Linked DNA regions of Mus musculus: regions 2, 3 and 4 are each linked to region 1. The links are chromatin loops, found by intact Hi-C in ENCODE. Cell type or tissue: heart. All regions are shown on one strand. Links, peaks and the distances in the headings refer to the core of each region. The heading gives the core; the rest is flanking DNA. Region 1 overlaps Myt1l (myelin transcription factor 1-like). Region 2 holds the start of Sntg2 (syntrophin, gamma 2). Region 3 has its middle 20 kb from the start of Gm15691. Region 4 holds the start of Tmem18 (transmembrane protein 18).

Evidence for each region. Hi-C counts contacts between places; a loop is a spot of excess contacts. Peaks named below come from ENCODE experiments on the same cell type or tissue, not always from the same donor. Only the 100,000 strongest peaks of a DNase experiment are listed, where the experiment ranks them.
Region 2: it touches region 1 in a loop (4-fold over the local background); 11 of 42 quality-filtered maps call a loop at or near these places.
Region 3: it touches region 1 in a loop (5-fold over the local background); 14 of 42 quality-filtered maps call a loop at or near these places.
Region 4: it touches region 1 in a loop (4-fold over the local background); 10 of 42 quality-filtered maps call a loop at or near these places.

The regions. Positions count from the first base shown.
Region 1 is chr12:29,903,913-29,911,757 of GRCm38, reverse strand. Myt1l (myelin transcription factor 1-like) reads right to left here. Exons shown (of 25, transcript NM_001093775.1): 22 at 900-991. Gm46346 (a long non-coding RNA gene) reads left to right here. Exons shown (of 2, transcript XR_003950176.1): 2 at 1-325. Among named protein-coding and RNA genes, the nearest start is that of Gm46346, 7.5 kb to the left of the region's middle. In heart, for the core only: no CTCF peak of the experiment used is centred there; a DNase peak (open chromatin) is centred at 4,527.
Region 2 is chr12:30,366,957-30,374,801 of GRCm38, reverse strand. It overlaps Sntg2 (syntrophin, gamma 2), which reads left to right and starts at 1,427. Exons shown (of 17, transcript NM_172951.3): 1 at 1,427-1,644. The coding sequence starts at 1,573. In heart, for the core only: a CTCF peak has its summit at 4,784 (motif pointing right); DNase peaks (open chromatin) are centred at 2,341 and 4,801; H3K4me3 peaks cover 534 bases; H3K27ac peaks cover 465 bases; H3K27me3 peaks cover 803 bases.
Region 3 is chr12:30,035,643-30,043,487 of GRCm38, reverse strand. No RefSeq gene overlaps it. Among named protein-coding and RNA genes, the nearest start is that of Gm15691, 20 kb to the left of the region's middle. In heart, for the core only: CTCF peaks have their summits at 2,865, 3,098 (motif pointing right) and 3,805 (motif pointing left); DNase peaks (open chromatin) are centred at 3,737 and 6,757.
Region 4 is chr12:30,581,032-30,588,876 of GRCm38, reverse strand. It overlaps Tmem18 (transmembrane protein 18), which reads right to left and starts at 4,434. Exons shown (of 5, transcript NM_172049.2): 1 at 4,315-4,434; 2 at 3,287-3,407; 3 at 1,623-1,677; 4 at 310-403; 5 at 1-225. The coding sequence starts at 4,371. The coding sequence ends at 130. In heart, for the core only: no CTCF peak of the experiment used is centred there; a DNase peak (open chromatin) is centred at 4,256; H3K4me3 peaks cover 2,118 bases; H3K27ac peaks cover 1,339 bases.

The DNA of each region.
Region 1 (7,845 bases), core at 1,960-6,959:
CTATACAATCCTGTCTTCTGCAAGAAACACCATGGTTTCATGCTCTCAGAGACACTAGACAGTGCTTGACCTCTAGGCTGGGGAACCTGTTTCTACAAGAAAATCAGGAGCAGATACACAAAGAAAGCATGCAGCTATTTCCCGACAAGACTCATTTACAGTCTGAGACCTAAGACGATAGGGCAGAGCATCCCTTCATCTTGGCTGGGACCACCATTTGCACTTAGCTACTGCTTCTCTTTGCACTTGGCTATAGACAACTCCAAAGGTGTCATAGCATTGACTCTGTGTTTGCAAATGAATTTTAGCTACTGGCGAAACTATGCATATGGGATCTAAGAGTCATGAGAATAGACTGTGGAGTGTGCCACTGTGGGCTAATATGGCTAGCTGTTACTTACAAAATCCTCCCAGGACTTCTGATTTTCCTTGGTAAACTCTGTATTTACATAGTAGCCAATCACTAGCAGTAGGGACTCTACTCTTGAACTGGACAAACTTTGAAGATCAATTCAAGACACTCCATTATTGAACATGCTGAGACAGGAGAAGACAGGAAGGAGGCTGCTATTCTTGTCTTTTGTCCTCTGTGCTCTAAAGCTGCTCCTAGATTATAGACTTAGCAGTAAGAGCCCAAAGAGAGAGGAAGAAAGAGAGTGCCTTGGTTGTTGGTGAACATGCTGACCCAGTGCTGGAGATCCTGGGACATGGGACATAGGATGTGGGTGGGGCCTAATGAACTCTGCTTCTGTGATCTCAAAACACTGGGCTAAGTCACTGATACAGAACTGGCATACAGTGACATCTGACCTCTCTAACCAGCAGGAATGACCCAGGATGTTGTTACCATTGCTGGTCTCTGACCAGTAGGAGTGCTGGGGACTCCAGGGTGTAGTTACCGTTGCTGGCTCGCTGCTTGATAGTCAACATCTGTTCTCCAGACAGCTTTGCTTTCTTCATTGCTGATGTGGCTCTTGGACATCCTGACAAGCTGTTGATAAGAGATGACTGTTAGCCATGAGCTTTAAGAGAGCCCAAGCCCTGCAGTGACAGGCGAGGTATCTCAGAGTGTTTATCAGTTCAATTAGTAGGTTAAGAAATGCAGATCCGGAGCCGGGCGTGGTGGCGCACATCTTTAATCCCAGCACTCGGGAGGCAGAGGCAGGTGGATTTCTGAGTTCGAGGCCAGCCTGGTCTACAAAGTAAGTTCCAGGACAGCCAGGGCTATACAGAGAAACCCTGTCTCCAAAAAAAAAAAAAAAAAAAAAAAAAAGAAAAAAAAGAAATGCAGATCCGTGGTGCTGTGTGCCAGCACATACATACAAGGGCAACATGGTCTATATGTATATAAAATAAGCATGCTCATGGGCTGGCCATGGGGGTGTACTTAGTGTGGCCTCTGGGATGGGGTCTCCAGAACAAGAATATGAGACAAGGGAACACATGCTTTTCATGGTGTAACTCACAGAGCTATTGGCAGCCTTTATGGAGCGATTATATTCCTTAAAAGCTTACTTCTTGTGAATAGCATCAAACTTAGACAACAACTAGGTTCAATCTGATGGAAACAAAGTAAAGTAGGAATGTTCTACCCAGCTTTAGTGAGCATGACCCCCTTCACTGTTTGGGATGGAGGCAGGTATAAAGTCAGCTACAATAACGTCACCAATATTTCTGAAAGCAGACCTGTTACTCAGCCAGGTTTTCAGATGGCCCCTGATGAAATGTAATGTGCTTTTGCATCATCACCTGATAGCTTTGGAATTGTCTAGAAATTACACTTCTGGTTGTGTCTTTGAGGTTATTCCTCAAGAGTTTTTATAGAGGAGGGAAGAGCTATTCCAAATGTGGGTCATACAATTCTATACACCAGGACTCTAGACTAATTAAAAAGGGGTTTAAAAGGAGGAAGCAAGCTGAATGCTAGCATTCCCCTTTCTCTGCACCCCCAATTTACCCAGGTGTGACCCAAGTTTTCACCTCCACAGCCTTGACCCCTTCCCCGGAGTAAAACCTTCTCATGTGGGCATGGGTACATTGACACATGCCTATGCTATACCCTTGGGAGGTAGATGCAGAAGAATTACGAATTCAAGAAAAGTCTCAGTTACAAAAAGGGTTCAAGGCCATCTGTGGCTATATGAGACCGCTTGGGAAACAAAACAAAGCACACTTCTCTCCCCCTGGAAATAAACCCAGACTAAGTCCATTGCCCAGAGTTCCCCCTCTTGGGAGGCTGCCTGCAGCTACCAGGAGACATGAAGGCAGGAGACTGCTTTTGGCATGTTTTGCTCCTGAAAACCCACCTCCACACAGCCTTCCCTGCTGCTGGGGCTTCACATGGAACAGACAGTCCTATTCCCATGGCCCCTTCGTATGCTTTGCTAAATGCAACAGAGGTGATCTGTACAAGCAAGTGTACCATGTTGTACTTGTGCAAACATGAGATAGTGAGGCCATTGTCATGGGATGCCACAACTGCTTTACCGTCAGATTTTCTTTGTACAATTAGAAGGATCTCACTCTGAAATAACAGAAGTCTCCTACAGCCAGGCTCTGTAGTAGCTTCTTGCTCAAATTCACATTATCAGCATCATTTCTGTATATAATCATGCTGAGCTCAGACATGAGCCGAATTGCTGGGGTAGGGTGTTGTTTACAGCTTTGCTCACAATATACATGTAATATTTGGTGTGCCAATGTAATATGCATAATATCCCAGGGACAAGAGTCCTCTGCCATAGTATGGTCTGTAGGATCTCTGTTAGCTGTCAGCTAGGATCCAGCAAGGGGCATGTGTTGTATAGATCTGGACTAGTTTACTCGTGAATGGAGAGCTGAGGTCAGGTTAGGACTGGGTATCACATGTAATGACTGCAGGAGCTTCTGCACATTGCTCAGTTGCCTGTGCTAGTCAGGTAACTGAAATGGGAGCTTCTGGACTGCTGTTTTCCGAAGAGGGTATACCTGGACTCACCTCCATTCCCAGGGCAAGTTGGGCATGACTGTGGGCATGGGGAGCTGGTTGAGCCTCCTGCATACATTCCCAGATCTGGGCTTCCCAGAACAGCACTTTGCTCCAGCCTCAGGCCTGGCCCAGCCCCACAGAGAATGCATCCCCCAAAATATGGCCACTATTCCTTTCCCAGGAAAGCCTCTGGCCACTCTTGCGGCAGATTTTCAGAGGTGGGGAAGTTGGGCAGAGAGCTTCAGAATGTGGAGGACTGGGTTCCAGAGGCCTGCCGCCCTTCCTCACATTGTACCCGGGCTGTTGCCACAGGAAGGATCCTAAGCTACATGTTGTTTTTCACAGTCACCATCCCTGGGGCCCATGTGTCCGTCCCTTAATGGAGCTGCAGGGCTTTACTTGGGCTGAATCCAACAAACCATACACATCCTGTGCAATGCTTCTGGGACCCCAGATCACTTCTTCAGCTCAAGACCCATGGTTCCTAAATGTCCACACTGTCAGCTTAAGGTCTGCACACTGGTGTCTCCGCTCTGCATTTCTTCATTTACCCATGATACTCTCAGGTCTTATATTTCTGCTCCAGCACTGTGTATTGAGCACCCAACTTTTCTCACCTCATTATCTATTAAATAGAAGCATGTGCTTCAGGAAGCCTCCAGCCAGCACAGTCTCCACCCAGCTCAGGTTGCTGCTCTCAACCCAAGAATACCTGCAGCTCAGGGATCACATCCCCAGACATCACACCTATGCATCTCAGGCTCTTTCTAGACCAAGAGCACACCACACCAGGGATCTCAAGAGTGCTTTTGCAGACTTTGGTAAAATTGCATGTAGTCAATGATGGGGAAAAATGACACCAGATGACATTTCTCCCTCAAGATTGTGCTTTCATAATGTCTGATCTGGATTCCACTCATGAGAATGTCTCCAGTTTTACCTGTTTTCTCTCCGATGAGGATTATAGAACCCCTTTCTAGTGAGTTCCCGGGTCTGACCTACACTGCTTCACCACAACAGATATTAAGTGCTGCCCAGCGGCTCTGTCTATCAGCAGCTGGTTCAAGGACCCCTGAAGTAGAGCTCCAGCCTTCTTAACTCTTTGTAGTTCTTAGGAGAAAGCCAGATGCATTCTGGGCTACACGGCCTCAGTCTAGGTCTCAGGTATTCACTGCCCAGAATTCCAAAACTCTTCCTTTGTACAGTTGTAAGGGGAAACAAAAGGCAAATAAAAACTGCCGTCTCACATTGAACTGAGCAGAAGTCCTAGAAATAACAATTTTATGTTGCTTCTCTGTCTTCAGTGAATAAATCCACCTGACGGGAAGGGTAAATAACAGCGTTACTTAAGGAGGTGAAGCCTGGGTGGGAGTTTGGGAAACTGTATCAGGAAATAGACCCAAAGAATGCTGCATCCTGCTCAAATAGCTCATTCAGTTCCTGTCATTCCAAACCTATGAGTGCAACTCCTTATGGGTCAAACTTGGAATTGAGCCCTGATCTTAGCTCAGACCTCTGGGTAGTGACTGATTCCTTGCAGACATGCTGCCATCTGCTGGTTACTCGCTCAGTCTCCTCTTTGCCTAGCAGTGGGCCAGACTGACCTTGAGATACTGAGGGATCCATACCCATCAGCTTCAGGGAAGGAACACATAGGCAGCCTCCATGCCACAGAAGGTAAGTTCCAAGCAAAGGAGCTCACACAGTCTGCTGTGGAAGCTCTTTCTAGTAAAGACAGGTGGCTTCTGGGCTTTGATTTGTAGTTTCAGTATTGAGAAATTCTGGGGAACCCATACTCAATGCCCATTTCCCCATTCCTCCTTGCCCGCGGTCCCACACATCTGGCACCAGACATCATTTAAGGACACAGCAAGGATTTCAGTGGCTGCACAAGGGGGAAAGAAGGTCCCCAGTCTTTATCAGGCCATTAGTTTCCTGGAGAACCTTCAGCTGCACATGGAGAGCTAAACTTCCAAGGGTGTGTATGATGAAAGTGGGCAGGACATGATCATGAGGAGCAAACACGAGATCTGGAAGAAAGCCCAGGGAAACATGCAAGACGAGGGTTTGCTCAGCAAAACCAGGTTTTCCTAGATTCAGACTTCTAGAGGCTTCCAGAGATGGGGCCAGCATCCATTGTCTGTGTGAGACATCTCTCTTCCACGAGCCTTTACCATTTTGCATGTTATATAACATTGCTGTGTGATCATCCACCCAGATGCAGGTTCTTGCTCCCTAAGTGGCTTAGCCTTTTCAGTCTATGGAAACCCTGCCAGCCTCCTCAGTCTCATAAACAAATACTCCTTCCAAAACTTGGGGACACTAAAGAGACTGGTGTTCATCTAAGAGGTCACTGGTGGAGTTACTGAGCAACAGTGATCATAGAAACACCATCAGAGTGTCTAGAACCTTGCTAGGAGTTGGGCATAGTCACACATGAAGCAGGCCTCAAGATCAGCCTGGGCTACAGAGATGCCCAGTCTTAAGAAAAAAGTCTGGTATGGTTGTCGAATTTCACATCCCCATCTATTCACCTGACAGTAGCAGACCATGGAGCGGTTCTGAGTGAAACAGCACTCTCCGGACAAAAGGAGGCCCTATAGAGAGCAGCAGTAGTGGCTGACAGCCCGTCCAAGATGCTGTGCTCCAGCACGTGCTGAGCACCAGCTTGAGTCCTCTGTCCTCTGTAGCTGTCCACATGCTCCCTGAGTGAGAGATGATTTTGGCAGGGTTCCTAGAAGATCTGGACTCCAGACGTGGCTGACCACTGTCTCCCTCACTTGGGATCTAACACCTTTGTTCAAACAGAGATAGAAACTCTGGCAGCTATTGGTCTTATAGTATTTAATTGCTGAGTAAGGGCAGGTATAGAGGAGGTGGAACTGGGTAGTCTTGAGTTTGGGTATGGCCAGTATTAGAGTGATAGGCAGAGGCTGATGGCTGGAGACATGAGTTATCCGCTGAGGGCACTGGAGTTGAGGACAGTGCTCTGATGCTTGTAAAGCTGCCACTATCAAGGAGAGCACCTGGAAGGGCTATGGAAGAGGCCTAGAGAGCAGTGGTTGCAGGTACAGGGGAGCAGGCTTGGGGGACAACAGGGCTGGGGTCGTTCAGTGGGTACAGGAGAGAATTCCCGAGGCTTCAGAAACAGACACTCCACTGTTTCTAATTTCCCAGGCCTTCCTCTCCTCCCCTCCCCTCCCCTCCCCTCCGCCCTCCCCTCTTCCTGGATTTCAGCTTGGAAAGGTTGCAATTTCTAATGGTTTATTGTTTAATCTAACACTATGTGTCATTGTGAGGATATCTAGAGTGACCAATATCTACCTCTGTTGATTTCAGCAGAGGTGAGGGACAAGTTTGCTGGCAGACTTTGAGAAAAGACAGGTTCCCAGGGAGAGAACTTAGCCTGAGGCTGCAGGGTCAGTAGCCTGGATGACTGTACCAAGCTTCCCATCACAGGTGCAGGAACCCTTTCTTGCCTGGGTCCCATCCGTATCTCCTAGGGGAGGATTTCTCGGAGAAAGCATGAGGGAGCTTTAGTCACTTCCTGGTTTCTCAACAAGGTCTTCCCTTGACATGCTCAGGATCTCCACCCTGTGAACTTTTTTTGCTTGCTTTCTTTGGTAATATTCTTTCTTTCATTTTCTCAGATTTCTGGTTTTTTTATAGTCCCTTCCCCAGGAACTCTTTAGTGGTTTTTACTAACGCTCTGGAACCATTCATTCTTCTGAAATATAGTTATGCCATTTTGTTATCTCTTTACAATTTATGCCTTCAATTTGGCATCTTAACTTTACACGTAATCCTTCCTTTGTACTTAGGTCTTAAAGATAAATCTACTCTCTGTCCCCTTGGGTTATAAATATAATAGACTTTAATACCCTTTCCATCTTTCCTGCCTGATGACAAATGATAAGCTTAACAAGATTTCTCTTGCTTCCATGGTATTTCTGGGTGTTGTGTGGTTGGTTTATTTGTTTTCTATTCCCCTCTCCTTTCTGGGTTGGTTTGCTTCAGCTTCTGTCAAGAACTGGAGCACTCTCCTTAACTGGCTGTGGTGCTTGGCTCTGGTTACCTCTAATAGGTGCCAGTGACCATCAGCATTTTTTGCCTGGCTGCTGGCTCTAGTGGGGAGCCAGGCTCCTTTTCCTGAGAACTGGACTTGGCAGACTGCAGATTCATAGGAGTGGTCAGCTGGAATCTGAGGCCAAGAAGGAGGTAGGGCCTCTCCACTGTAACTCTTGGACCTGCTTTCTGTAGAAATTGCCTGTCTGCAGCCTACAGAGCACTTGTTCCCAAAGTTCTCTGCTCTCGTTTTGCAAGGGTGCAGGAAGCACGTGGCCCAGCCTTCAAGAGCCCACCTGCCCTGGTAGAGTTTCAGCTGGCCTTTACCTCAACACCCTCCGAGGCATGTGGGTGTGGGAGAATGTCAGCATGTGTTCTTGTTTTCCTTCTTCTTCCATTTCTTATTTCCACATCCCCAGCTCAGCTGCTCAACAGGAGGCTGAGCCTGAACTTGTCTCATCTTTACATGTGCCAGTGTCTGTGGGTGGGACGTGTTCTCTTTCTTCACTGTGTTTTGCAGGTTCACTATGAGAATCAGCCATGTTAGGGTTATCATGAGATCCAGTGAGAACAAGTGTGTATCAGTCTTTGGAGTGTCACCAGGATTCTCAATAGAGGTGATACATAAAACTTTCTGCTGGGCAATGTGTACCTGTAACTTCCTACACTGTCCAAGTGCTTGTGTATCTCCAATCTTGACTGACAGAGCTGGTCCCTTTTAAGGGGGAGTGACTCATCAACTTAGTCGGGTACTACCTGAACACCTTGGCCTAAGTGTGGCCCTGCATGGGTTCAGGGGGTTCAGTGATCTC
Region 2 (7,845 bases), core at 1,665-6,664, 460 kb before region 1:
CCCAAGTCGTTTTCTACTTGCAAAATTTGAACTAATATGCAGTCTACCAACTCTAACATGATGAATAACTACATGCTTGTCTCTCCTTCAGACTATGGGATGAGTCTTCCCTTTGTAAGAAGTCTATCTTTAGAGCTCTGATTTCTCAGAGATTGAACCCATCTACTTTGCAAGACGCAACCTCAAATGAGTTGCATGACCTCATTCTTATGCTAGGTTTTTCTACAAACAAAAATTGCTAAACATTTTTTTATCCAGTCATCTAAGGCTCGCTTTTTATACTGGGAAAGCATAAAAAGATGGTCATAACCCTCTTTGTCCATGAACCAAAGCCGCAGAATTGTAGGCAGGTGCTAAATAAGACTTGGGAATGTGGAAAGCTTTGCTCCTGTACTGCTGGGTCACAAGCCCAGGGCTGCTCAGGTTTTAGCTGTGCATGGTTTGTTTGTCCATTGTGGGCCATGAAAACCCCACATTAGACTGCCAGTCTTTCCTAATAGTGCAGCAGTAAAGATAAGCATCGCGGGGTGCTGTCCACTGGCACATACATGCCTGTGAGTGATGGGGCTGAGGTATAAGACCTGAAGAGGGAGGAAAATATGTTTGCTTTTTAGTTAAGTATTGGCAACCCTTGGGTGAGGGTGCAGACAGGCATAGACTTTTAGCCCAGACTAATTTTTATTTACATTTATACTAGTATGATATGAATCTATAAAACCCAATATCACTTTTATGACATTTCTTTTGTTACAAATTTGGTCAAATAAGAGACGTTCTTAACTGGGACTGGTGACTAAGCTGGAGCCCTTTGTGGGAGGCAGAGTGAAATTAGGGGTACAGATCCCAAGCTGCCCTCAGATGGGAACTGGAGCCTAAGCAGATGCCAAGAGAGGAAAAGACAGACATACAGGAATGGAGACCACTGAGGCTGAAGGACTTAGTATGTTCATATGCTCTCATTTTTCCCAGAAAGTGGGTCCTTAGGGTAGCCAGTCTAGGCTACTGTGTGGAAGTCCGGAGACACCAAAAGGACCCAAGGCTGTTGTCAGGACAAAGTACCACTACACTCAGAATCTAAGAAGCTTTGCCAGCAGAAGTGGCTACAGTGAAGGTATCACCAGAATCCACTGGTAATAGCTTCCTGGTCCCCCATGACCCAGGTGCCCGGTTAGCCTTCCAACCCTAAGGGATGCGCGCATCTGAGCTTGTTTCAGCTTTCTACTTTGCTGACCGAGGTGGGGGAAGTGATGGTCTCAGCAAGGAGGTGGCAACCAGCTCACAAACCAGTTCACCCCTCACTGACAGGAGGTGGAAGGGCAGAGCTGATGGGCGGGGTTACCGGGCATGAGGCGTGGCTTGATGGTAATGGGCGGGGCTTGGTGGGCGGTGAGCAGAGTAGTAGGGGCCGGGCTGCTGGGAGGTGGGCGGGGTTCCGTGCCTGCCCTGCTTGCTAGCGCAGTGGCTGCTGGCTCTGTCCGCCCCAGCCCGTCCACAGAGGGGCGCGGGCGCCGTGCTGGCGCTGGACTTAGGAGCTCCGGAGCCCGAAGCGCACGCCTAGCCGCGTGGGCGGCGATGAGCGCCGAGGGATCGCAGTCCCTGGCCGCCCCCCGCGGGCGTCCTAGTCACCTACTGGTGCCCGCGCGGGTGAGTGGGGTCCCCTGGAGGCCCTCTTCCTCAACCTCTGAGTCCCTTCAGTCTCCCTGCCTACCCTCCTCTCCCAGCGCCTCCTCCTTTCTTGAGTCCTTGTATCCCCCTTTCCGGGTGGCTCTTGTGGGCGGGGGTTGGCTCTGGGCCCTGGGCATAGTGGATAACACTAGCCCCTGGGCACCGCAATCTTGTCTTCCTTGCCTCACAGTTACAGCGTGCAGGTTTTTATTTTCTTATCTTTAACATCTGGGTCATGGGGCACAGGTGCTTTCCTTTACAGCGTGGTAACTAAGGCTTCCAGACCATGGGGTTTGGGCTCTGTCCAGTATTTCTTCCAAGGAGTGGTCTCTCTGGTCGTAGGCAGGGCTCTGGCAGCCACTCAGGCACTATGCAGGGCTTCTTGTTGTCCCCTTGATGAGGTGTGGTGCCAACTGCCTCTGTCTATCGCTTGGGCCACCAGCTCAGTATCGCCCAGAAACCAAGAGAATGCTGATGGGCCAACTTTGCAACATGTTTTTAAAAGTCTATTCTAGGTCCTACCCACCCACCCCCCTATTTTTAAAAGAAACGAAACTATTGATTGACAAAACCCTGAAATGTTGATTTAAACAAAAACGGAAAGTTCTTGGAAACCTTCAAGTTGCCACCCACACAGCTCAGCCAAGTGTTCTGGAGAGGGTGCAAGCCAGCAGCTGTTTATCATGGCCTTAGGAAGCTGTGTGCGTGTGTCCTGGGGTGCAGTCACGCCTCCTTTTTAACTTTGCTCAAGAGCCCAAGCCTTCAGCACTACAGGAGAATAAGGTCCTTTTAGGGTAACAAAGGTTTCTAAGACTGTAGGCTGGAGTGGCTGCTAACTGTCCAGTCACAAGGCTTCAGAAATAGCTAGTGCACAGTGGTATGTTTAATGTGTCAAGACCAGTGTATCTGCTTTGCAAACTGAACCATCCTACAGAGTCCCTCAACATCGTCCACATTTTGGGTGGAATGTGGTGGGATTTGGGTTTTTTGTTTGTTTTAATTATTTTTTAATACTTTGTAATGTGAGTAGTTACCCAAGTACAGCAGATGGGACTCATACCTTAGGAAATCCACTTAGATTACCTGGAAATAGAAGAAAGCAAGTGCCACTGGCTCTCTGGTGTATATCTCTCAGGACTTGAATAGAATGTCCTCCCACAGTGCATTTTGGGAATGTTCTTGCAACAAGTCTTGTTAGTAACGGTTACCATTAGAGGAAGACTTGAAGTGATTTGTTTTACTTTGAACCTCTCCGTGAGTTTTGGCAGACTTCAGTTTTAAGTGCATGCATGACACAGAAGTCTTCAAATAAGCTTGTTGAGCTCCACGTCAATCACTAAGTCGCAAGACAGTCCCAAGACCCGTTCAGCATCTTATGTGTCACGGGAACCTTGATGATGTGAGATGGCCCATCAGAACTGGACTTGAAGGGAACTGTTTGCAGTAATGTAGTGCTAAACTCCATTGTGTTGAGGTTCGGGGTTGTATTTAAAGTAAATCTGCCAAGATTGACACTTGCACATTCTCAGAATCCGAGGATTGTGTTACCTGCAGTTCATGCTGCAGTACTTGAACCTCTGATGAATGGTGTCTAACAAATCCCAGGAGCATAGACACCTTTGAAGAATTCTGCAGTTTCTTAACAATTACTGTGCATAACATTACTGAGCTTTGCAATGCCTAGCTATGCCATCGTTTCAGTTCACAGAATTTAGAGCATTTACTTAGAAAAATAATTATACTGGATCTAATGTAGTCTGACTTTTTTTCTCTCTGGCGTCAAAAGTATAATTATTCACTATAATGGCTGCTTGTTTGAATACTAGCAATTGGGCCAGATTTGGTGTCTCACACACATTTTCTGAGTTAGGCCATTTCCTAAAGTTCTGTTCTGAGAACCAACCATTCCATAGACTGAGAGTCTGCAGTTCTTAGCAGGACTTGTGTTTACTGTGTAATTTTTTTTTTATTTTTAAGTGGTCACCCTTCAATGCACAGCAGTGTGAACTGGTAAGCTGTAAATTCATAGGATGATCTACCCTGCCCATGGGAAGGTGCAGAGATTTCTAGTCGTTTTGAAGGCACGCTTCGTAAGGGAATCTCTTAGCCATTTTTTTTTTCCAGAGCCGCTGTTACTGCAGAGATAAGTTAAGCAGACACTGTAGGATCCCAATACTCCCCCTTGTTTCCTGCTCCTGTTACGTGCGTCCTTATTTCTTTCAGACACTTTTGATCTCACCAATAGAATTTCTTTTGGTGCCTGTGACATCATAGGCCAATCCCATGTATTTTAAAACAAGGAGTTACTTGATTTTTACCAGGAGACAACATGCCTCATGGTGAACATGTAAACAGGATCTAATTTAGAAACCTGAATTTACTTGTTAAAAATATCAGAAATTAAATTTGTCCCTTTTTTCTGAAATATATGTAACAACTTCTCATATCTACTTATCTGTATAGTTTTTGGTTGTAATCTAGACATATATTCCAGGATGGCTCGTACAACACACTTTTGAGAAGCCAGAGAAGGTGGCATTGAGGCACAGGATGAGGGGGGCACTGTTGAATCCAGACCCCTTGTTATTAAATGATTTCCTTCCTTCCTTCTCCCTTGTGCTGTGCTGTGCTAGTACCCAGGGCTTGCACTGTACTTACAGTATAAAGAGAAACTCACTGGTTAGCATTGGAGAAAATTAGCAACCCTCGCTGGGGAAGCCCACTTACCCCCTTCTCACCTGTAAACTCTCCAGAGCAATTCTTATTGGTCACTTGCATTCTGACACCAGTCACCCTTAGCAATCAACTGTCATTTAGAAATGACAATGTACATATGACATATTTCAGTGTAGTACGTTATGATGCTACGATATATGCATACATTATGTACACATCTAGGTAGTATGGTTCTCAGAAACTGGCTATTCAGTTAGACTGAGCGATTTCGTTGTATAAGATGAAAAAAAAAGAAGGTTTCTAAAGGCCTTCTAAGGAAAAGACATTAACAATTTCATGGAAAAGGCACTTGGGTTTTGTACTGGTGAGTGTTTCCCTTGTGGTCCAATAACCGCTGCTGCCCTGAGCTCACATAGGTTTGGAAAAGTTGCATTGCTTTCTGCCAACAGGAGGTGGCGCTGAATCCTCGGCCTTCCTGGAGTCCCATTCAGCCTGTGGAAGCCGGCTTATCCCTTCTATTTCTGCACTAAGCTCCCCTTGCGGACTTGATCCCCACTCAAGGCCATTCCTGGCTTCCTCTGGGAGCACTGGCTGTTCTTCTCTACCCCCAAGGACACACAGGGCATCTTCGAAATCCTACCCTGCCCAGAGACAACTAAAACTCTATACCATCCTGCACGCTTCAACACATGCTATTAAAATGTGCTGTGAGGGCTGTGTGATTCTTTTTCAGTTTGAATTTCCTTGTTAAACATTTCTTTTCAGATGTGGTATTATTATTCATCCGTTACATTTTTATTAGGCAAATAATTAAGATTTAAGGAAAACGACTATGCCTTTTTAGCTTATTTAAGGCTGTAATTGCAAAGTTATAAAAATGTCAGGTTATATTTTTAACACATAAGGTATGCTAATTTCAGAGATGACTTACTCCAAAATTGCTAAATTTTCATTCTGCTTACCCCGTTTTATCGCCATTTTCCCTACCTGCCTAACACCTTATCTGCCTTAATATTTACAGTAATGTTTTTGTATTGTGAAAGAACGATGCTACTCTAAACTGTCAGCATTTTGACTTACCCAGCTTGGATAGGCACCAGAATCCATTTGACATTTGGACGGATTCCACTTGGTTACAGCTCTGACTTGTATTACGATAAATACAATCACATGAGATATTAAAACCACTGTGTGTGTGTCACTGTGGTCATTGACTTTCATTTTTTGGATTTATTTCTCTCATCACTGTTCCTTGGACCCCAGCTCCAGGAAGAAAAGTACGCCTCACTCCAGACAGTAGTAAATTCATTTAAGCCCAGACTGGTGAAGAATAAACGTATCTATTTTTATTTTAATTGAAGTAACTAGGTGGAAAATCACACAACACTGTTGAATCTCATTCCTAGAACTGATTCAAACAGTTAGAGGTCTAAGTGGCAGTACTGTGTTATAGGTAAAATACAACCATAGGATTCCACCCAGTTTCTTAATAAACAGTCCATATTTGTGAAGGGTGGTATGATTGTCAGTGATCCTAAAAAGTTATCTAATTTATTTTCCATGAGAAACAAGTACTTTGCATCTAGGGCATGCCCACACTGCTAGGTGACTCAGCTTTTAGGACTGGAACAGAGTAATCCCCCTCCCCTTGCCCTTTCCAAGATGAGGTAAAAGAGAGGAAGTGGGCCACCCCCCAACTTGTGTCTCCGATTGACTGACTGATTTTTCCTGTGGTAAGCGGTGTCGTGCTGCACTCCACTTGCTGAGCTTGTCATGTGCCTCACTGAGGACAGGGCTGCCCCCATCGCCTCAGTCCCAGACCTCTGTGCCTTTGTCTGCAGGCAGATGCTCAGCTTTAGGGTGTGTTGGTCACTGCTCCTCTCCTCTTCCTGACCCAATATGATGACTGCCTCAATTGGGTTTTCACACTTGGGTACATAGTGTAGCCACTGGAAGTTATTTTGCATAACCTCTTGTTTGTTACTGGTCCCGGGGCTTCCCAAACTATGCCACTATTTCATTCTGGCCCCCACAAACTGTCTATAGCCATTCTAGTTGGACTGGCTCTGTTTAAGGGTTCACAGAATATGTCTTCAAGGCTTGGCGTCTACTAAACCCTGAATTGCATTTCCTCTCTGATGTCCACATGTCTGAGCATCGTAGAGTCGACCACAGACCTTACTGACTATTTAGACTGTGCCCTCTGAACTTTTGGCCTTGATTTTCCAGTTTCCTGGACAGCTGTGCTAGCCTGGCATTGCCCTAGCTCCCCTATCCCTGGCTCATTCTAGTTGCTGGTGCAGCCAGGACCTCCCACCAGCATCCACTGCTATCTGTATGCTCTGCTCGGAGGCTTCCCTGTGACATCTTCAGGAGCAGTGTGCCTGTGCCTGGCCTTTAGGAAGCGACAACCCCAGCTCTGATAACAATAGTATCTCTAAAGGAGTGGCAATTATGCCCTTTTTCTTAGGAGGAGGAGGCAAGTCTGAGGTGTTACTTATATTCCCCGGTAGTTGATTCTGCAGTGTTTATTCATAGCAGTTACTACTATGAAGGAGAGGAGAAAGCCCCAATTCTTGTTCTTGAGCTGATCACTTATTTTATACTTGTTATTAGCTTATTGATGTTTCACTGAAATTATGCCATTTTATTTTTTACAGTAGCTAAATTTTAATTTTACACATCAGTATAACCACTAATGGTTAAATGTAATTTATTCTGTTCCCAGGGCTAAAGATTGTCTTAGTGATTTCTTCAGGTAATTATACTTCTCCAAGTGGCTCTATCAGTTTGACTTTTTGCACTGTAATTACCTAGAGTGTTCATTATGTCCCTAGTGTTGTGAAATTACTTCTCCTACCTTAAACCTGGGATGCTCCGACTCCGCGGGGGCCAGAAACAACCTGTTTATAACCACATGCTGGTGTTGACATTGTCGGATTTAGTGACATTCTCTTATTTATTTCTAGATATTGGGAGAAAGGCCACCTTATTAACAGTTGAAAGCATACCCTGTGTTTGATACTACTGTGCCCATTTCCACCAAGAATTATCTTTTGGCTGGTGCTAAACATCTCAAAAGGACATTCTGCCTGCTTGCAACATTATTTGTTTCATAATAGAACTTCAACTCCAGCTTTTTTTTTTAAAGCTATTGTGTTTGCAACAAGATAGATAGTATCCTTTCCTGGTGTAATCAGAAACACTAGCTATAGTATCTCCTGTTTACTATAGGAATACAGTATTTCCTGTATACTGTAGTATAGAATTGTACTTCCTATGCCCTGGGAGAGGGATTGAGAGTGTGCATAGTGGGTAGATGCATCAGTCTCTGGAAAGTGAGAATTTGTGATGCTGAAGAATATACTATTCAGAAAACACTGTCTGGTTGTGAATGTGACCAAATGCATACATGGTTAACTTACAGGACTTGACTGAGCTACCTGTGGTCCATCCATGTACTGTAAACTAAAGACAGAGTGCAGATACAGGCTTGGCTCTGGC
Region 3 (7,845 bases), core at 1,771-6,770, 130 kb before region 1:
AGAGCCCCTGAGGTTCTGTTGTCTAAACTACCTGAGTCTGGTTTCTGACACCTCACTCATACTGTTCTAGAACACATGGATGCTGGAAAAGCATCTATATGCAGAGGTTCCCTTCTAATCTACTGCTGATCCTATTGGGTCCTTCTCAAGAGATCCCAAGAGCTCCCTTCCCCCATATTCCCAGAGGCCACACCAAAGAATGTATGGTGGAAAAAAAAATCCTGCTTACAAATATACAAAACAAAAACAAAAACAAAAAACACAAAAGAGAACCAAAAAACAAAACAAAACAAAAACAAAAACAAAAACAAAAAAAAAAAAAACACAAAAGAAACCTTCTCTATTCTTCCACCACTATCCCACCTCCACCCTACCTCCCTATCCCCACCCCACATCCTTCTGCTCAGAGTGCAAGCACAACTAATGGCAGCAGGGAGAGGGAGAAGGAGCTAGTGGGATTCTCTGAGAGGCCGCACTTCTTCCTGTGCCCTCGTGGTTCTGTGGCTCCCTCCCTCCTACCTACAGAGATCATTAGGACAATCCTCAAGCTTCCCAAGGCTTTTCTGCAGTTGATTCATCCAACAAACAAGAACACTTTTACTGGGAAAAAGAAAAAGAAAAAGAAAAAGAAAAAGAAAAAGAAAAAGAAAAAGAAAAAGAAAAGAGAGAGAGAGAGAGAGAGAGAGAGAGAGAAAGAGAAAGAGAAAGAGAAAGAGAAAGAGAAAGAGAAAAAGAGAAAAAGAGAAAAAGAAAAAGAAAAAGAAAAAGAAAAAGAAAAAGAAAAAGAAAAAGAAAAAGAGTAAACCTAAAGTTAAAACCAGCCCCTGTGTCCTCAGAAAAACCAGCTTTGGCCCTGAGTGTGGCCAGCTGTCCACAGGGTCTGTGGTGAGTCTGTCTTCTCTCTTCCTCCTGCTTGTCTGTGGAAAATGGGGACTGCAGATGGAAGCTTCAGCAAAGAGTGTGTCTCCCTGGAAGAGTCAAATTTCAGCAAGTCAAGGGCATGGCCCCCGAGAGCAGCCTTGCTGCCTCCCTCCAGGCTGGTCTAGTTCTCCTCACAGAGGAATGGAGGCTTTGGAAACAGACTCTTAGGAGCTGCTCCTCCAGCTTCCTTGAGACACCAGCCCCCTGTTGTCACCATGCTGAGGTCCCTCCCTCCCTCAGGTCCAACACCCTTGTACCCCAAAAGGGAGATGTGAGTGTCTCAGTCTGTGTGTCAACTTGAAGTGAGCATGTTAGAGCGTTCTCAACACAAACACCCCTTCATACTGGCCTCTCTGGGCCTTAGTATAAAGGAGCAAATTCCAGCACAGCGTTGGTGGTCCCTTATAAAAGCTACCACCTGTGGCTGGGCAGAAAGCCTGGTATTGTAGCATCAGGGCACTCAGTTCAAAAGAGTCTCTACCCTGTAGGGACAGCCAGATGTCTTCCTCTGTCCCTTATGGTACAGCATCAGCTTGAAAAGTGACCTTTGCTCTCAGCTAGCCACCTGCTGTGTTCACTGCATGCCCAAGCGACTGGCATACAGCAGGCTTCCACTTAGGGTCTATGAACAACAAACCAGGTCTTCTTTGCGAAGTGTATTAGCTCAGACCCAAGACCAATATTGGCCAACCAGAAGGAAAGGGCGCCCCGGGTGTCTAACATGGACATTACATACTTCTGCTACTCAGTAGAGCACTAACATGCATCATGACCAACAGCAGACAGGAAGACCTTCCCAAAATACTCTTCTCAAATGTTTTCTCTGTCTTTATATTTTTCTCTTGTATGGGTGTTTTGCCTGCTTGTATGTGCATGTCTGGTCAGAAGAGGATTGGAGTGACCCATGGTTGTGCATCCTCATGTAGGTCCTGAGAATAGAACCTGGGACCTATGGGAAAGCAGCCAGGACTCTTAACCACTGAGCCATCTGTCTAGCTCCCTGAATGGATGCAACTGGAAATAATCATATTCATAAGTCTCAAAAAGACAAGTAGTGTATCTTTTCTCTCATTTGTGGGTTTCAGGATTTATAAATTCATAAAGTCCCATATGTACAGATGACATGAAAATAGAAGAAAAACAGTATAGGGGATCCGAGAGAATTAATGGAGGCGGCTGAGAAAGAGGATGTAGCAGGGTATCAGGAATAGCTCAAAATACATATTAAGCTGCGTGATGATAGCCTTGGGTAACTCAGTATAATACACATTTAAGGAACTGTTAGCAACTATGTAGGGTGTGCTCAGCATCTAACACACTCTCACCATTGCAGGGTCTCCCAAGTGCTCAGATTCGTTTGCAGCCTCACAAGGACTCAGTCAGCCTCCCAGCCTAGCACACTGGCTCATCAAAGCCAGCTCCACTCTTAGGGCCCTAAAGGCTCCAGGGGCCATTATGCTGGGTTGAGTGCAAGTTGTTGTACGAGTTGGATTTGTCATGAAAAAGATTCCCCTGGCACACAGGAAGGGCAGTCCCTACCCTCTCTGCTTTGCAGTAACTGATCTGGGGCAGCTATGCTCTTCAAGGGTCCTTGACAACACCAAACAAGCAAGTTTGTTTCTAAGAGACTCCTTTTCTTTCATCTGTAACCTCCGGAGAGGGCTAGAATTCTCTGCTTCACCTCAATGCTGTGGTTGACACTCACTACCTGGCTTGCTTGTTTCTTATTTATCTGCAAAGGGGAAAGACAACTGTCTGGGTCCTTGTAGCACATTTCCAACTCCAAACTTGAACCACATCCATCTCCTACTGTGTGCTGGGCTGAACTCTGACCAAAGCCACCTCCTACTGTGTGCTGAGCATGTCTTTGTTTGATGTCTTCTGGTATTTCCTCAAAGACCCAGTATTATTCCTTAGAGGGGTTCTGAGCCAGCTGTGGGGTTAGGAACATCAGGCACATAGCAGCCAAAGACATAGCTGTGTTTAACCTGGCCCCTCCAGATGCCAAATTTATATGCTTGGCTGCTTCTCCAACTCCATTTCCTTCCCTTTGTCCCACATTTCACCCTCCCCACCCCAGCCCCCCCCCCCAAAGATTTATTGTATGAGTGTTCTAGCTGCATGTATACCTGCATGCCAGAAGAGGGCAGCAGATCCCGTTATAGATGGTCGTGAGCCACCTTGTGGTTGCTGGGAATTGAATTCTGGAAGACCAGCCACTCTCCAGCCTCTCCTATCTCTTTCTCAAACAAGTTCTCCCAAGTCCCTCTGAATGAGTTCTAGTTAGTGGGCTAATACGGCCCCACCACTTCACAAGGAAGCACTCCCCAGCTTAGCCTCCTCCAAATCCTATAAATCAAGAGCTTCGTTTCCTTAAACAAAATGTCTTGTAGCTACATTGAGACATACTGAGGGACCAGGAACCCAACAAACCAGGCTCTTCTGTTAACTGGCTGCTGCTGCAGTTTGGTGGGTCCTGATTTTTGTAAATAGTCATGTATTCTTTTCCTCCTGTTTACAGGGCTAAGCAGACCAGGATGCCTTCTGCCCTGGTGGACTTAGTTCTGGTGGACTTTCCTTCTTCTTTTAGGAGAGCACTGGCCTGTACATCAAAAAATTCACAAAGAGGAGCGCTGTCATGATTCCTCCACTCTCCAGACACAGGAAGCACCACATTACAGCACAGTTTTCAGTTTGGTTTTCCTTCCCAGGCCTCGCTGCTGAAACACAGCTGTTAAAGATCAGGGTTAACTCCAGGATCCTCTTCATCGGTGGCCAGCCCTCCAGTCCCTCCTGCCTTGGCAGAGCAGGCCTTTACAGCACAAATGAGTGCCACCCTCTTACCAGGTAGGACTCTGAGCATATGCTGCCACCTTGTGGAACACCAAAGGCAGAGCAGGCTCCACTCTGTCAGGGAAGCAGGGTTACCTACTCTGAAATCTGTGTCCCTTGCTGTATGGGATAAAAAAGACTGAAGGTGTCAGCTCCCTCACCCACGAATACAGCCAAAGTTTTCTCCAGCTGTGAGTCAGCCTGTTGTTGGATCCCCTGGCCTGTATCCTGTCCCCCTCTATCCTGATGGAGATGATGCATCTGGGGCTCTTCTGCCAAGGGCTTTCTCACTGTTGGAGCAGCAGGGGCTGAAGTTAAGAGAAAAGGTGAGGATTTCTATGCATCCTGTTCCCATGATGGAAACAGCACCATGGATGATCCCAGATGCTCTCCCTCCCACCGACACCCATCTTAGGACATCTGCAAGGTCTTTAGCTTTACCCACATCTCTTCTTTCAGAGACCAGGTAGCACACAGGCAATCCTGAGCAAGGCAGACTTTGATCACCTGTGCCTCTGGTTCTGCTCTGCTGTTCCTCCGCCCTGTGCCTGTGCAGAAAAACCACACACACACACACACACACACACACACACACACACACACACACACTAAAGCAATATCGTCTCTCTGTCTCTTTGGAAAGGTCTTCTTTTCCTATGCTCCCTGCCTCCCTCATCCCAGGTGTCTGTAGATGTAACATCTGGTGCAGATGATGGAAAGCAGATGGATGCTCAGAGAGTGTGCTCCCCCATGCTTCTAGGTCTCTTCCCAGAGAAAGCCTTTTTTAGGCCTATTTCACACACAGCAAGGAATACTTCAATAACCTCTTGGGGAAGTCTACTATCTTCTCTTCATCTCTGTCTCTGATCTGATCTTTCCTTGCCAACCTCCAAAGATATACACCCTGGATACGGCATCCTGGGGACTGATCATCCTAGCACCTGGGAGAGACCCAGGCAGCAGAGACATTGAGGAAACTGAGGGCCACAACATTTGCTTTCACAAACAACAGCCCAGGCTGAAGAATCGTTCTACAGATAGATTTCCATGTTAGCCAGCCTCTAGCTTAGCCAGAGTTACTGTCACTGTGATGAAACACCATGACCAAAGTAACTTGAGGAGGAAAGGGTTTATTCAGCTTATATTTCCCCATCAAAGTTTATCATCAAAGGACATCAAAACAGGAACCCAAACAGGGCAGGAATCTGGAGCCTGGAGTGATGCAGAGGCCATGAAAGAGTGAGTGATACTTACTGGCTTGCTCCTTGTGGGTTTTTCCAGTCTGATTTCGTATAGAACTCAGAACCACCAGTTCGGGATGGTACCACCTACAATGGGCTGTGCCCTCCTCACCAATCACTAATTAGGGAAATGCCCTAACAGGCTTGCCTGCAACCTGATCTTATAAAGGCATTTTCTTAATTGAGGCTCCCCTCCCCCTCAGATGACTTTGGCTTATGTCGAGTAGACTTAAAAATATCCATCACAGACTTTTGATCTATAAGGTCCCTCTCTGGCCCTGAGCTGGGGCTTGGACCCTCCCCCATGGATAGGCTAGCCCCCACATTCCATGTAATCTTGGGGATTTGGGTAAACATTGGAAAAGTGTTTCTCTTCTGGAACTCTGGCCCTTGCTTTACAGAGCTTCCAGCAGCTCTTGACTTCAGCAGACCTCTGGTGGTCTGGGCATGGCCACTCCCACTAGTAGGAGCCTGAATGTCAACAGAAAGAGTGCCAGGCTGGTACAGCTGTGCAATAACAGCAAGTCTAGTGGAGAAAACCATGAGGCTGCCAGCCTGAGTGTCCTTGGTGGGTGAGCTCCGCACAGCCCAGAGCTGTGTCTAAGAAGCTATTAGCATTCAGTTATGGCCATGGGAGCTTTCCTCATAAATCGAGGTTCACCAGCACACCACCAGGAACCACATTCCAAACCTTCAAGTAAACAACACACCTCACATTTGAGTCAATATGAACATGGCTTTTCGAGTTTCTTCTGCTAACCGCGGAATGGATTAGCACAGTCCTCCCAGGACCAGGCTTTCCACTGAGGTGTTTGTGGAGAGGCCAAGTAGCTGAGTAGCTATCAGGAGGACAGTCCATCTGCAGAGCAGCAGGACAGACAGCTCATCATGCCATTTCTCCTCCCCATCTCCCAGGGTCTCCACCATGCCAAGCTCCATAGGAAAGCTATGCTTCAGGGACAGGCAGAGGGGTCCCTGGACATCAAAACATGTAGAGAATGACCATAAAGGAAAACCCCATGATGAGAAACACTCTCCTCTAGGCAAACCATTACCGTCTTCAAGGTTTGGTGCAGAACGCAGCCCAGAGCTGTTCACTTCAGTTGAACCTAAACTTTAAAGTGTCTCTTTTGACATTTCAAGGAGGTATCAGTTTTAGGAAGACACCATCCCAGGCCTTGTCCCTGCAGAGACATGGAACAAGGCCAACCCTCCCTGGCCCCAGATCCTGCCTACTGGGCAAATAAAGCTCCAGGTTACTACAGGAAGCCAAGAATACAGACTCCCCTGGAAAGTAAAGGCAGGCCACTGGCATGTGTGAGCGCCTTTTCTGCCTCCCTGCCTTAGTTGGGCCAGGCATTTCACTAAGCGCCTCACTTAACTCCACCAGGATATTCTGAAAGGATGCTAGGTCCTCCCAAATTAGCTGGGAGCCTCATTAATACCCAGCCTCCATGCTTACCACCCCATTGTTCAGGGGTACCCACTTCATCTGTGGGACAGCTGTGACCACAGTGTCTCAGCCTTCTTTGGCACCTCTCCCTGGAAAGTACCACAGCAGAGACTTTGGCCCTCTAGTCCCACATGGCTCACAGGGGCTTGGAGAGAAAAACAAAAGTCTTTTGTTGGAAATAGGCTTTGAGAGAGCAGGGGCCTCCCTGGCTCTTTGCTCTGGCTGCCCTGCCAGGCCACCCTAAGCTGCCTAGCTACACATTTCCCACGCTTCGTGGCCTTTGTGGACACTGTACTGAGAAGGCGGGTGTTGAGGTTATCCCAAATCAATGAGTCATTCTCTAAAGATGCATTTTCTGTCCAAAGAGGACTCCCCCGTGTACCCCCATGCACTGTATACAAGCACAGAGAGACACATACTCATGTGCATGTACACATACACACACACACACACACACACACACACAAATGCACACACACTGGACTAATAAAGACTGCATTTCTCTGCCCTCAGGTCAAGGCTAGGTCACTGTGCACAGGGAGTTTCTCACAGGAATGTCCATTTCTACACAGCAGGAGGATCAAGTCTAACTCTAGGTCCAAGCAAGATCTCATTTCCCAAGAGACAATCTGGTTTCTTCCCAAGCCACAGAGGCTCCAGCTGGTTATAGGATGAATCAGGGACCATGTTCTCCCTGGCATCCATGAGTCCCTGGGACATGCATTCTGTCATCAACCTGGCTGATAGTCACTGAAGTCCCTGAACTGTTCCTTTGTGGCCAGAGACACTTGGGTATACCCACATGGAAATCTAGATCACCTTGTTCATACCCAAAGATACAGGTAGGGAAACTGAGGAAAGCAAAGTCTATTATCCTTGTCTAATTCTTCCTGTGAACAGCAGAGAAAGACTGCAGACCCCAGCTGGAGCTGGCTGTCAGCATGTGAGGCCAGCTGGTACAAATGATGCTAAGCCAGGGAGACAATAGGCCAACAGGGAGGCTAAGGCAGGGAAGCATGACTGGGTCATGGTGGGTAGTGGGGTAAGGAGGGTAGCTGGGACCAGAGGCTGGGCTGGTGAGCAGCTGGGCAAAGTTGCCTGAGCTCTGCTCTAGGTAAAGCACTCTTCTCTTGCTCCAGGTACAGACAAGCAAACTCAGTCTGTGGCTGGCATCCTCTACTCCAGCCTTGTACATCTTTAAGGTCTGTAGTGTGCCCTGAATGCATAAGTTGGGATCTCAGACCCAGCACCCAAGAGTGTAACTGTCCTTGGAAGTAGGAGTTTATAGTGGTGATTATGTTGAAAGGAAGTCACTCTGGTATCCAGGCAACTGGGGTCCTTACAGAGAGGTCAGGACACAGAAAAATACAGAGGGACCATCACGTGAAAACACTGGAA
Region 4 (7,845 bases), core at 1,578-6,577, 680 kb before region 1:
CTAAGCTATAAGGACCTTTTTCTAAACCATGAGTCGGCTGACATTTGGCATCTGGGCCATGTGCAGTTAGTTCCCAGCTGGAAACAAGCAAGTCAGAGGACAAACATGGCGCACAGCAGCAGTTCACCATTACTCTTCCTTCCTCCTCCTCCTCCTCTCCTTTCTTTCCTCTTGTAAGGTCTTCAGGTCGGTCATCACAGTCAAAGTCTTCCGTACCCACATAATCTAAAAACCATTTGGAGTCATGATTAAAACTGCAAAGGCTCTGAGTGAAGAAAGCCAGGACATAAGCGTCTGTGTCATACATACCACAATGAGCATGGCGTTGAAGAGCAGTGGCGCTGAGAACACAAGAGAAATGAACATCCCCCGGGAGTCAAAGTACTGGTACTTTGAGAACAATCTGTTGTAGGAAAAGCAAAACACAACACAATGATTGACGTTCGGTCCTGGAAGGTAACAGGAGAACAGTGGTTAATAGTCTGGGTTCACTGAAGGGTTCTCAAAACAACACAGAAGCAGCTTTGATGTTTGTCATAAATTAGAGTCAGAGCTGCATTCTTGCTACAGCTACTTAAGAAAGTGCTGTGCCTGGCGCTTCCTGCTCCCGTCCATCTCAGTGAAGTAACTGCCACTCTGTGTAGGAGACTCGAAGGCCACATGAGTCCAACTTGCCCAAAGGTAGAAAGCCGGGCAGTAGAAGGCAGGACTTGTCTAGGGGTAGACATTTCTGTCTTGGTAATGCGGAAATACGGTAGAGAGTTGTTTTCATTGACCCGGTAACAGTGATTGGGAACCTGCTACGTGAGCTATAGATTACAGCAAGGAAATGTAGAGACAGGTCCAGCCTTGAAGGAAGCCTATCTTCTGGAGAGAAGAAAGATCCCAGATAGTCTGACTTATTGAAACAAAGCTGAGAGCATGTGCATGTGTGTGGTGAGAGGTCAGGAGGACACTGACCAGAAGAAGGGACAACACACATCTGCTGTGGCAAGGGGCCCACAGGAGGGGCTACAGAAGAGGCTATGGGCACCAATACAGTTCTGTGCTTGCTCCTGAGTGACTAAGGACACACTGGAACATTGGGAGTCATCTGCTCTGAGACAGGAGAATCAGTTAGGACAAGTCAGGCGCGAGGGTTGCGGCTGGGGAAGCAGGGAGTAACTGTGGAGGCTCTGGCACTGTGTAGGTATAGGACAGTTGTTTTCAAGTGAAAAGGGGAGAGGGCAGGAGGAAGGCCAACTTCCTCTCAAATAATAGCACATGCTCAATATTCTCTCAAATTCCCCCTTATTAATATTCCCAGTGTTTTCTCGCAGGCTGTAATTATTGGTCAGCACCTTTAAGAGCTCACGAGGGACAGTCAACCACCAATGAGGAGCTTTTAACTATTCTAATAAATACAATTATTAGTTTTTGGTCAAAAACAAGAAAATATTTAACTAATTTATTTCTTAAGGCCTAACCCCATATGTATAGGCTGTTCAATATTTATGTGGCCACGATTCCTGGCGTCCTCAATTTCCCTGTGAGCTTCATCTTTTCTTTAGAAAGTGCCATGTGAAAGTGCCACTGTGGAGGAAGACTGAGGCAGAGGCGAGAGCATGAGAAGCCAACTTTACCTCCAGTTCACTGCAGCCACTTCGTTGATGTACTCGGCACTATAGACTAACACTACTAAGAAAACATAGAAAACTTATGTTAGAATTTTGTGACCAATTACAATCACTAGAGAACGAGATAATAGATCTTTACGTGTTCAACAGAATACCAAAACCAAATGTAATTCCTATTTTAACTATGATATGGTAAGGACTCTAAAATTGTCAAGTTATAAAATATGCCCACTTAATAGGAATCAGAAAAAGATCAACACATCTGTGACATGCCAAGGGTCTTACCCAAACTCCCATGAAGCCGTTCTATCCTGGCAGGACCACCACCAGGATCCAGGTGCAAATCTCGGTCTTATCACCTCAGCATTTGTGAAGAGGAAGTAAGCAACTGCAGTGGTTTTTTATTCTCTGAGATTGTAATGAGCCATAAAGCATACAGAGCACACAGCAGTGTCTGGGGTTCCCCAAGAACTCCTAGGGTTATCCCTCTCCAAACTGCAAGTGCATGCATTGTCCTTAATCTTAAGAAGTTGATCCATCTTTCAAGGTCCTTCCCCCGAGACTGCCGTGCACACTAGCTCTGCACCAAGTTCTCAACCTGGCCCTCTCACCTGCTCACCCCTATGCCTCTCCACTCTGCCTGCAGAACTCAGGCTCCTCCATATAGTCCCATGTACAGACCTCAGTTCTTATCAAAAGAATCATTACAACTGGCACCAGGACAATTAGAAAGCTTCTATGGTTAACTACTGAATCCCAAGTGTCCCCAAGGAAGCCATGCTAAGTTTAGGAGTCTATTTTGCTTACCAGTGTAACCCCAAAATTTCTCAGGTAAAATATTCCAAATGAAGAATGGACACCTTTCTGTTGTAAGCTCACATTTCCTGCCTCTCGGTTCCCTGGTTAACTGTCTAAAATCAGCTTTTCCACTCATCAAGAAAACTCTCCCCACCCTTCCAGTGTCCACAAAAATCAAGTATTTACCCTGTAACCACTCAGTTTGGGACACTTTGCTCCTGGGGATTGTGGTATCTGACCTATGAGCCAGCTTCCTTCCCATGTCCCACCCTGTATTTTGGGGGCTCTGAACACTTATTTTCACTGGGGCCAGACCTCACACCTAGGCCAGTCAGCTGTTACTCATCTTTTCTTCCTGACATTTTACTTTGTATCCTTCTGACCCAACTGAGGGGCCCAAAATAGTGAATGTCCCCATTTGGCCAAGTACCAGAACTTTTACTGTGTGCCTGTTTCTGTGCAATAAAGACTCTATCTTTCTCCATTTCACGTACCTAATTAATCCCTACATAGAATTCCTAAAGCCATTATCTTTAAAAATAACCAAAAGTAATATTATATGCATAGTCTGATTTCCAGAGCAGGCAGTATGGGACTAACCCCAGCAAGAAAACATCTACATGAGAGATAAATTGCACTGAACTCAAAGCAGGAATTATCTGTGTAAGAGTCAGCATAAGAGAATCAACATCTTAGTGTACAGATGTTTGGCATCCTTAGTGACCAACCTAGAACATGTCCAAAGATTACTTCATGATCTCCATATAGAAATGAAGGCTTGGGAAACGCTGTGAAAACACAACGCAAACAAACCCAGGGGCAGTATCGCAGCAATGAGAGTGAGCAGAGGGATTCAAGGTTCTCCTACTCACCCAGACACAGGAAGTGCCCGATCTGTAGCTTATACCTCTGTGAGGAGAAGCAAGTGAGAAGGAGGCACAGCAGGTGGAAGGCAAGGAGTCCTAGGAGCCACGGCTCTGTCCAGTCTGTCTCCTGTGAGGAGATAGCGTTAGAAACCTGGAGGGCAGCGAAACGAAACTGCTTTCCTGTGGGGAGTGGGAGCTACTGGTCCCTTCCATTGAGTTTGGGGGTCTTCCATTGGTGTTTGTATACAACCAGAACTCTCAGACAAGCAGGAGCAAGCGAGAGGAAACAGCGATGCCTCAATTGCAAACACAGTCACAGATTTTTATATAAAGATTTTAAAGTCTGAGCACACAGGATGGAAACTACTGTCCACTTGCCTCTTTGGACTGGGTGAAATCTAGAGGGTTATTATCAACTAAACTAACGAGCTAAGTAAAGTCATGTTAACTTGGAATGTGTGAAGCTGCGTACACCAAGCTCCTCTGTGCATGGAGGTCTGGAAATGAGAGCCATCCTAACCTGCAGAGCTGACTGTCCCTGACACTTCTGCACCATGCAGCCGGCTAGTGTGCTTTGGGGTCTTAAGTACAGTCCCCAAGGCTCCAATCTTTCTGATTCTGTCTCCAACTAATATTAAGTTCCTAGTCCCGACTTCTTAGAGCTTCCCATGCCATTTTCCAAGGGCACGGCTCCGCAAGGCAAGACCAGCTCCTCTATCTGGAGCCCTAAAGCTCTTGGGGACAGCTTGAAGTCCAGTTACTGGGTAACGCTCATCTCTTCTGTGCCACATCGGAAAGACAGCGCACTTGAGAGTCTCTCCAGACACTGGCAGGGAAGTCAATGTATGGCGCTAAGACGCCACCGGGGTGAACACTGGTGTTGGGGACTCAGAGGACGGCCGGTGCGCACCCGGGAGCTGCCCCATCCAGCGGAGCAGGGAGCGGCTTCAGGCAGCCCGCCCGCCCCTGCGCAGTTCTCGCAAGAACTAGCAAACCCCACCAAACGCCGGCGCCACTTAGAGCCTGCGAGTTACCATGATCACCGCAGGGATGCTGACTGGGAAGGATCGGACTGAGTATGCGGACGACATCGCGCCAGGGATCCCAACAGCCGGGACGAGTCCGCAGCTTCCGACAGCCGGGAAAGGCGCTTAGACTTCTCGCGAGATCTACGGGTACGAACCTGGCGCTTGGCTCTTCTCGCGAGAGTTCTGACTTTTTTTTTTTTTTTTTTTTTAAAAGAGCGTCCAACTTTCGTTATTGCAGTAGTGCATTTCTGTAAGAAGTGTCAACGTGCTCACCTAGTTCTGTTTCTTCCAGACTGCCCAGAAAGCGGAGGGTTCGTGGGTTCCACAGATGCAGCCGGCGGCTGGGGAGAGTTTGCCAGGGTCCGATGGCATCCTTGCTCCAGTAGCCCGCCAGGCAGCCGGCAGGAATCCCACTTCTACCCCAGTGGGATAAGGACACCAACCCACCCACAAAACTTTTCACCTCAAATTTGTCTTGCCTAAAAGAAATGCAGGCACAAAGATGAAGCAGAGACTGGAGGAATGGCCAACCAATAACCAGCCCAACTTGAGACCCATCCTATGGGCAAGCACCAATCCCTGACACTATTAATGATACCCTGCTATGCTTGGGGACAGGAGTCTAGCATAGCTGTCCTCTGAGAGGCTCCAGCCAGCAGCTGACTGAGACAGATGCAGAGACCCACAGCCAAACACTGGACTGAGGTCGGAGACTTTTATGGAAGAGTTGGGGGAAGGATTGAAGGTCTTTAAGGGGCTGGGAACCCCACATGAGGGCCAAAAGAGTAACTAACCTGGACCTCTGGGAACTCTCAGAAACTGAGCTGCCAACCAAAGAACACACATGGGATGGACCAAGGCCCCTGAAACATAAACAGCAAAGGCGCAGCTCAGTCTCCATGTGCACACACACACACACACACACACACACACACACACACACACACACACACACAACTGGGGCAGAGGCTCTCCTAAAGCTGTAGCCTGACTGTGGTATCCATAGCCCAACAGGCCTCAGTGGGAGAGGATGTGACTAATCTGGCAGAGACTTGATGCACCAGGGTTGGGGGAATACCCAGTGGGGGCTCACCCTCTCAGAGGAGATAGGGAAGGTGGGAAAGGGTCTCTGTGAGGGGTGACCTGAAGGGGGTAGCGTTTGGGATGTAAATAAAATGAAATAAAAAGTCCCAGGATGAATATAGTGTCAGGTCTCACCATGCTGGATAGATAGCAGCTGAATCCTATAATCCACACAGCCCTTACCCAGAGAAATGGGCTGCCAATGGTGTCTGTACCACAGGATTCCTGTCCCACGAAACCGAGATAGACATTCCATCAATAGGACATAGTGAAGCAGCCCTATCCAGTAGACTGGTGCATATGGTATCTGCCCCCAAGGCCAGCAATGAATATACAGTCAGTACTTGCAGATGTAGGATGGGCACAGTATTCTTCCCCTTGGCCATTCACATCCTAACTCATTGATCTAGAATAGACAAAGATAGTGGTGTTTCTATGGATCTATGGGATAAACATGGCCCTAGTAACCTTGTGTGGCTGGCGATGCTATCCCAATTCTGGGGTGGTAGATTGCTCAAGGGTGACATAACACTGGACAGTTTGGAGTATCCACGATCATGCAGACTGAGCCATCTTACTTTTACACATGTTATTGGAGAAGGGGCAGGCCATGGAATATGAACTGGTAATGCATTGTTTAATGGTTTTAAGTCAATCCACAGGAGGCTGTTAAACACAATTAGTTCATGTGTGAAGTTCTCCTAACTGCTCGTGTAAACAGTGAGGACCCAGGATTCTAAGTCTTTATGTCAGAACATAAACCTGTGCACACGTGCATGGCCTCTGTCATATGATCAGGGCTTGCTCTTTCCCTTGGTGGTGTGATCACTGATGCCATAGCCACCTCCACTAGTCTGAACAGTGACAGTCATAGTCTGTCTTCTTCACCGTTTAATGGGCTCTGATGTAGTAGTCCAATATCCTCCATCCATTTAGCATTGCCCAACCTAAGGCTTCCTCCTCTCTCCCAGAGGCACGCCCAGGCTGTCTTTGTTACCTCCTCTGTACTTTTCAGATTTGGGCTACTCTGCTTCTCAGGTATGTGCTCCACCCAAAGTATGCCTCTTCACCAAAGGTATGGAAATGGGGAAGAAAAAGAAGAGGAGGAGGAGGGGTGGGGGAGGAGGAGTGGGAGGAGAAGCTGGTGGTGGTGTCAAGGTCATTTGGATGTGCTCTAAAGTTGTGCTTTAAGGAACACAGGGCGTGTCCACGATACCCAGCCGAGGACCCTCCCTATTCAGTGGTTTTAGTGTCATTTGTTTAGAGTTGGTGTGTGGGTTAGCTATTCCTGATGATTTTTGGACCGACATCAGTGAGGATATGAAATGAAGAGTAACTGTAGTTGCTCTGTCATGGTGATGGGGTCCACCCTTCTGGCCAATTTGCAACCAAGGAAATTAAAAGCATCCATGATGGTGACATGGGACTGAATTCCTAGGCTGTGGAGTCAGCCATGAGTACCTATTATTAAGCGATCTGCATTGCTTTCCCTGGCTTGCCCCAGCTCAAACTCCTCCACAGGCAGCACATGAGGACTCTTACCTTCATTTCGAGGTACCTGAAGTCTACGATTTCCTCTACACCTGTACTGTGTCCCTGCCGCAGGCTTCTGTCTCACAGACAGTTCTTTATGCCACAGCTAGAGATCTCTCAACACAGACAAGACTTCTCAAGTGCTTCGTGTGAACACTTCACAGCTGTCCTTTGCCCTTGAGACCCCTTACCCCTTCCATTGTCAGGCCAGGCCCTCCTCTTCTGGCCAGGCCCTGTCTTCTTTTCTCAGCGCTCCTCCCTTTGTCCCCCAGCCCTTTGGCTCTGATGCCATGGTGTCCTCACAGTCATCCAGGCCTTTGGAGTCCCCTGGCTGCTCACTTTCACCTCTTCAGCCTTGTCCTCTGTGTGCTGGCGTCTCTGGGCTGCTCTAACAAGGTACCGGCAACTCTGGTGGAAGATTAGAGGGGAAGAAGGATCCCTCGCTCCTGGAGATCAGTGTTCCGGGCTGATGAGCGAGTCCAGCTCCCGAGTGTTCCGGGCTGATGAGCGAGTCCAGCTCCTGAAGGCCCTGGCACACTCTACCGACCTCCTCTCAATCCGGGTGCTGCAGAAACCCAACACACATTTGGTGGGCAGGGTCTTCCTTCTGAGTTTCTTCTTTTGGTTTGAGCCCAGCCTGACCTCCCACAGTTTCACCTAAACATGATCCCATCTGTAGGGACTTCAGTATGGCTACATTTTGTCCTGGTAGGTTCTGGCTACCACTTTCTCATATCTTCCTTGTGACACTGTTCAACCTACGATATGGCTTAACGTTGCTAGTATTTTTACCCATATTATTCATTTATTTCTTGTTGGGCATATGTTTATCTTACTGTTTATTAAATGACTCACTTCTTTGCTATGCAAGCCCAGGACCAAAACCTATCCCTGTCTTCAGTGCACCTTTGGTTTGCAACA